Regions from separate parts of the Homo sapiens genome. Here region 1 is linked to region 2. Evidence: chromatin contacts called from ENCODE Hi-C data. All regions are on one chromosome and are shown on one strand. Each heading gives the region's core, a stretch centred on a gene start or an enhancer-like site at or near the end of the contact. The rest is flanking DNA. Distances are from core to core; before and after follow the strand shown.

Evidence for each region. A loop is a pair of places that touch in the nucleus more often than their neighbours do. Pooled maps may share reads with other maps.
Region 1: a loop to region 2 is called in a map of B cell, with 2.8 times the contacts of the local background. The contact joins two enhancer-like sites. A Hi-C loop is called at or near these places in 1 of 168 maps with a recorded cell type or tissue (B cell), 5 of 37 single-sample maps with no recorded cell type and 6 of 50 pooled maps.

Annotation. Positions count from the first base shown.
Region 1 is chr11:96,253,047-96,255,746 of GRCh38, forward strand. All of the region lies in intron 1 of MAML2 (mastermind like transcriptional coactivator 2), which reads right to left. Among named protein-coding and RNA genes, the nearest start is that of MIR1260B, 87 kb to the right of the region's middle. Within about 2 kb of position 1,270, at least 13 of the 41 ENCODE cell types and tissues checked have a DNase peak (open chromatin) inside an H3K27ac peak, as active enhancers do; they include B cell, where a contact is called at or near this core.
Region 2 is chr11:95,713,612-95,716,332 of GRCh38, forward strand. No RefSeq gene overlaps it. Among named protein-coding and RNA genes, the nearest start is that of FAM76B, 75 kb to the right of the region's middle. Within about 2 kb of position 1,437, at least 6 of the 41 ENCODE cell types and tissues checked have a DNase peak (open chromatin) inside an H3K27ac peak, as active enhancers do; they include B cell, where a contact is called at or near this core.

The sequences.
Region 1 (2,700 bases), core at 20-2,519, 540 kb after region 2:
AAATTCTTTTGCATAATCCCCCTCGCACAGAAATACCCAAGGCTCTGCATATAGTAGAGCCTATAGTAGAGCTCAACAGAGGAAAGAGATTCACACAGATTGATTTTGCATCATATGTAAATAGGAGCCAAAAAAACCCTTCAACACCACAGCTTCCCTTTATTCTGAGAAAACTCCAAGGAAAACTGACTTTGATTTTCTAAATCATCTTTTGATTTACTCTAGTAGAGGAAAATCAATGCTAAAATAACTATTGAAAGCCATCTGAGATGTGCTGCTCTAACATGACAATGCCAAGGAATATAGACATTAAATTGATCTTGGAATCCAAGCTCCCCTTCCTTACTCAACACAAGACGAAATCACAAAATCCATATGGAGGAGAAATCTTCCTATCTAGACTGTAGGACTTGTCATTTACTCAAAACAGAATATCTCCCATGCCATCTTGTTTACGAAGCAGCTAATGTTGTTACTTCTGTACTCAAGTGAGTGCTGCCTCTTTGTAATATTGATTGCTGGGATTTTTGCTGGTAGTACACTGACAGAGATCGACCACTAAAATCTTCTGAGGCGCATTTATCTTTCTCTTTGAGAGAGAAACCCCATTTTCCTCAAGAAAAGGCAAAGCTGTTCCAGCACATGTTTTAAATGATTCATATTATCTGACAATGGAAAGGTAAATTCTCTCCCAGGATTTAGGGTATAATTCTCAGCCATCTGAGAATTCTGTTTATCCCACCTTGTCTCCTTGCTCAGAGAATTACAATTAGATGGAAACATCTAATGTCAAGGCATCTGATAGCTCCAGCATAGGATACTGTGACTGCTCCAGATAGATTTTCTCCATGAAAACCAAAGTTGATGGTTAATTACCATGTCCCCTTCTCATTATGGCACTATCAGACATATTTAAGGAAGTGATGAGAAGTCTTTGCAAAGGTATATAAGAATAAATACAATACACTGAAGGTATCACTTACACTTTCTTTAAAGGTAAGAATTTGTGAGACTTCTGGGAGAATTTTGACAGGTCCTATTAGAGGTATTTTAAAACACACAGGGGAAAGTGATTTGATGTTAAGCAGTGGCAAATCTACACAAAAACAAAAACAGTCATCGGAGACTTTCACTCAATACAAAGTTCTACCAGACCTATGCAAATAGTAATCGCATTTTCTAGAAAGAGTTCTAAAGTAAGTCACACACACAAACCTCAGTAGTAGCACAAAACATCCTTTGTTGCCGGACGTGAGAAAAACACACTCGCTTCTAAAAAAAGCCATAGGAAGGAAGTGGAAGAACCTCAGGGGCGAGTGGGAGTGCGAAAGGAATGTTGCAGCTCTTTTTTTTTTTTTTTTTGAACATGTAAGCTTGCTGTGGCTCTTAATAGTAGGGCTAGTAGTTCAAGTAAGTGAAGTAAAATCTTTGGGATCTTTTTTACCTATTCTTGTAAGTGTACTATCAGCCAAATAGGTTTGAAAATCTTGACAAAAGGACGTTGATATTCTGGCTTTACATTGCCCCATTCTAAAAACAAAACAAAACAAAACAAAAAAAAAACTCTTTTAAAAAGCAAAATCAAAAGAACTCAAACACCTGCATATGATTCTAATTTCACACATCTCAAAACAACCAAGATTGCCAAAAGAAGAATTAAAAGTCGTTCCAGAGCAAAGATGGGTAAGCAAAGCAATGTGCTGAAATTTTTGCAATGTAACAAAATGGAATATATTTGTCAGAGGCAGAGGATAAATTGAGGGCTCCTTTTTTTATTTTTTATTTATTTTTTGAGACAGGGTCTCACTGTGTCACCCAGGCTGGAGTGCATGGCGCAATCACAGCTGACTACAGCCTCTCCCAGGCTCAGGTGATTCTCTCACCTCAGCCTCCCGAGCAGCTGGGACTACAGGCGAGTGCCACCACACCCAGCTAAAATTTTTTTGGCATTTTTTTTTTAGAGGTGGGGTTTCCCCAAGTTGCCCATGCTGGTCCGGAACTCCTGGGCTCAAGCGATCCGCCCACCGCCTGCCATGGCCTCCCAGAGTGCTGGGATTACAGGCGCAAGTTACCACACCCAGCCTGAGGGCTCTTTTGAAAACACAAATATGATCATGTCACTTCCCTGCATAAAATCCTTTAATACCTTCTCACTGTGCTAAGGATAAAGACAAAATTATCAATATGGCTTACAAAGCTCTTCATGAACTGTTCGTTGCATAACTGTCAAGCATCATGTTAGAGCTCATATTGATTGAATGCTGATTACTGACTGAGCATAGAAACTATTTCAGTGAATCTTGTAACAACCTTTTCAGGTGTTATCCCCATTTTACAGAAGAGGAACTGGGAAGTTGAGTTACTTGCCTAAGATTATAAAGCTAGAAAGTGGTTATGTCAAACACTGTTGAGGAAATCAACACACATTCCCAATCCCCTCTCACTTGCTGCCTCCATTGTTAGGGGTGGACGATCTATTTTCTCACTTTCACATTTTTCCTGGTTATTTGGGTTGTGTTCTGGCCTATGACACCCAGGTAGAATTCCAACAGAAGATTTCTGAGAAGCTTTGAACTTTCCTGATAAAATAACCTGACACTGCACATCGTCCCCCTTCTTCCTCAACGGGCCATTGTGCCTGGGGCTGCAGCCGCCATTTCCAGATGAGGGAATGACAAAGCCACAGGCTACGAATGCAGA
Region 2 (2,721 bases), core at 187-2,686:
GCCCATCAAAAATGAATAAATGTGACGTAATTCCATTGTATAATACCACCATATAACTAGGTTCTGTAAGTCCACATACACACCTAGGGAGGTAGTCTTATTTACCTCTTTCAACTTTATATTCTGACTAATATGTATTAGAGTCAATATTGGTATGTTGATTCCATATGGCTTGTTGATTGGGGAATCAGATGAGAAGATTATTCTAATACTGAAATACTCCTTTTTCACCTAATGGTTTAATCACCTAATTAAAGTTTACTGTGTTCTTTGGGAATCCAAAGTGACCATTGGTGAACCTGACAAAAAAAATTCATCTTCTTAGAATTTTGTGATGTAATTAATATTTATTTTGGAACCCTCAGCACCCCAGAGAAGAGTTAGGTATAGAAAGAAACTCTAAAAAGCATATAAGTGCCCCAGAAGATTTTCCCCTTCCTCCCTGTCACATACCTCTTTGCCTCAACCCACTTAAATTCTGAGAAAAAAATCAATACAGTTAAATGAATGTAAGTATGGGTTTATCATTGTCTCTTTAAGTAGAATTATGTCCACGTTTTACAAGTTCCATTTCTTTAGGTGTCAAAAACTAGTTTTATTTAGCTGAGGTTGAGAATATTGGGCAGAGTCAAGGTGAGCATCTAGTGAAAAGCTTTGGAAACACTCCAGGTATAAAGCTGAAGACATTAATCACCAGAATAACAAATGAAATTGAACTGTTCTAGAATTGGGCTCCTTCACCTCATTTTCCACTTCTTCTTCCAGTGTGGTCATCAGGATTCAATCCTGGTCCTATGCTGTCCATAAGATAATACCAAAGGGAGCAGACACTCAACATTTACTTCTTTTTATCTCGACTCTAATCAAGAAAATATGACAATATTTCTGATATCTCTTCTCAAAAAACTTTTTTTTTACTCTAAGTTCTGGGATACATGTGCAGAATGTGCAGGTTTGTTACATAGGTATACATGTGCCATGGTGGTTTGCTGCACCTGTCAACGCATCATCTAGGTTTTAAGCCCCGTATGCATTAGGTATTTGTTCTAATGCTCTCCGTTCCCTTGCCCACTACTGCCTGACAGCCCCAGTGTGTGATGTTCCCCTCTCAGTGTCCATGTGTTCTCGTTTTTCAACTCTCACTTATGAGTGAGAAGATGCAGTGTTTGGTTTTCTGTTCCTGCGCTAGTTTGCTGAGAATACCTGAAAGCTTTGAAAAATCAGATTATCATTAAGAAATAATTCTTAAACTCAAAAATTTTGCCCAAAGAACTTCCTTCTCTGGAGACCTGAAAGAACAAATTAAATACTCATCATAAATATCCAAGTGCAAAACTACCAGTTTTGCATTTATAAAACTACCAGTTTGCACATGAGGAAACTAAGATTCAGGAAGTGTAAATGATTTACCCCGGCATGAAGCTAGTTAATAGAAGAGCAGGTTGCTCCTTACTCTTACTATCTTACTTTTTTGTTAATCATTTATACACAAATCCTGAGTACCTACCATATCCATGGCACTAAGGGCTGTGAAGGGAACAAATCCAAAACATTCATGGTTCCTCCTCCCAATATTATTATTAGATACTTTAAACATTACAATAATGATAACCACTATACATCAAATACTCATTACGGGGGAGAAACTGGGTCAATATCATGGTCGCAGACATTATTCTCTTGATATGAGTGTTAGTTTCTTCAGTTTACAGATGAAGAAAAGGAAACTGGTATGCAAAATGTCATATAATTGTCTCAAATCACACAGTTCATCAGAAGCAGAGGTCAAATTTGAACTTACATTTGCCTGATTCCAAGACCTTTGCTCTTAACTGTATCATAAGCTGATGTAGTTCTACAACTGAAACTTAACATTTACCTCCAGAGACAATGGAAGATACTTTAGCTAAAAGTAAAAGAAATTTTCAAAAATAAGGTTTATTAACGCTAGAATAATTTAACATAGGGAGCCTGTAGAACTTCATCACTGTAGGTGAGTTGAAAATGAGAGGATACTAAATTAGAGGTTTTATTTAAGAGTGGGTCTACCTAATTGCCTAGTAGGAAGTGAAAACAAATGATATTTCAAGCTTTCTTTTACCCTATGACTTTAAGGAAAAACAATAACAACCATAAAACACCACCACCTACGACAACAGTCTTCTGTGTTTTCCCATGCATTCAAATGAGCTAAAAAGTGATAAATGCATTGCAAGTAAAATAGCTATGCAGCACTCTTGGGAAATGTGGTTCCACGGAGATGCCACAGAGACTTTCATTGTAAAGCCTGGTACTGAAGTTTGGACAAAGGTGTGTTTGTGTGCAGTGACTAAGCTTGTGTGGGAGGGAGGCAACCACTGCAGATGGCTGAAAAATATGCTAATGTTGAAAGACCCATGTGATGGCTGGCATCCTGAAAGAGACACAGATGTTTCCTCCCAAGAAGAATTTTAGAACAAGTGGCTTGCTGACCTATTCAGGCTTGATTCCTTAACTGCATCTCAGGGTCATACACACGTCAGAACCACTGAGACAATTGTCCTCCTCACTTTGTACCCCAGGAAAGAGATAGAGCAGCTAATTAATCACAAGGCCTTTGCTGATAATACCTTTCATTTGAAATTTTTGTTGTTTTTGTTTTTAAGATGTTTTCATGTTCTCTGAGACTTGCTTTCAGAATGCTGCCTCTGTTCACATGCTGGGTCTCCTACAGTGCTCACA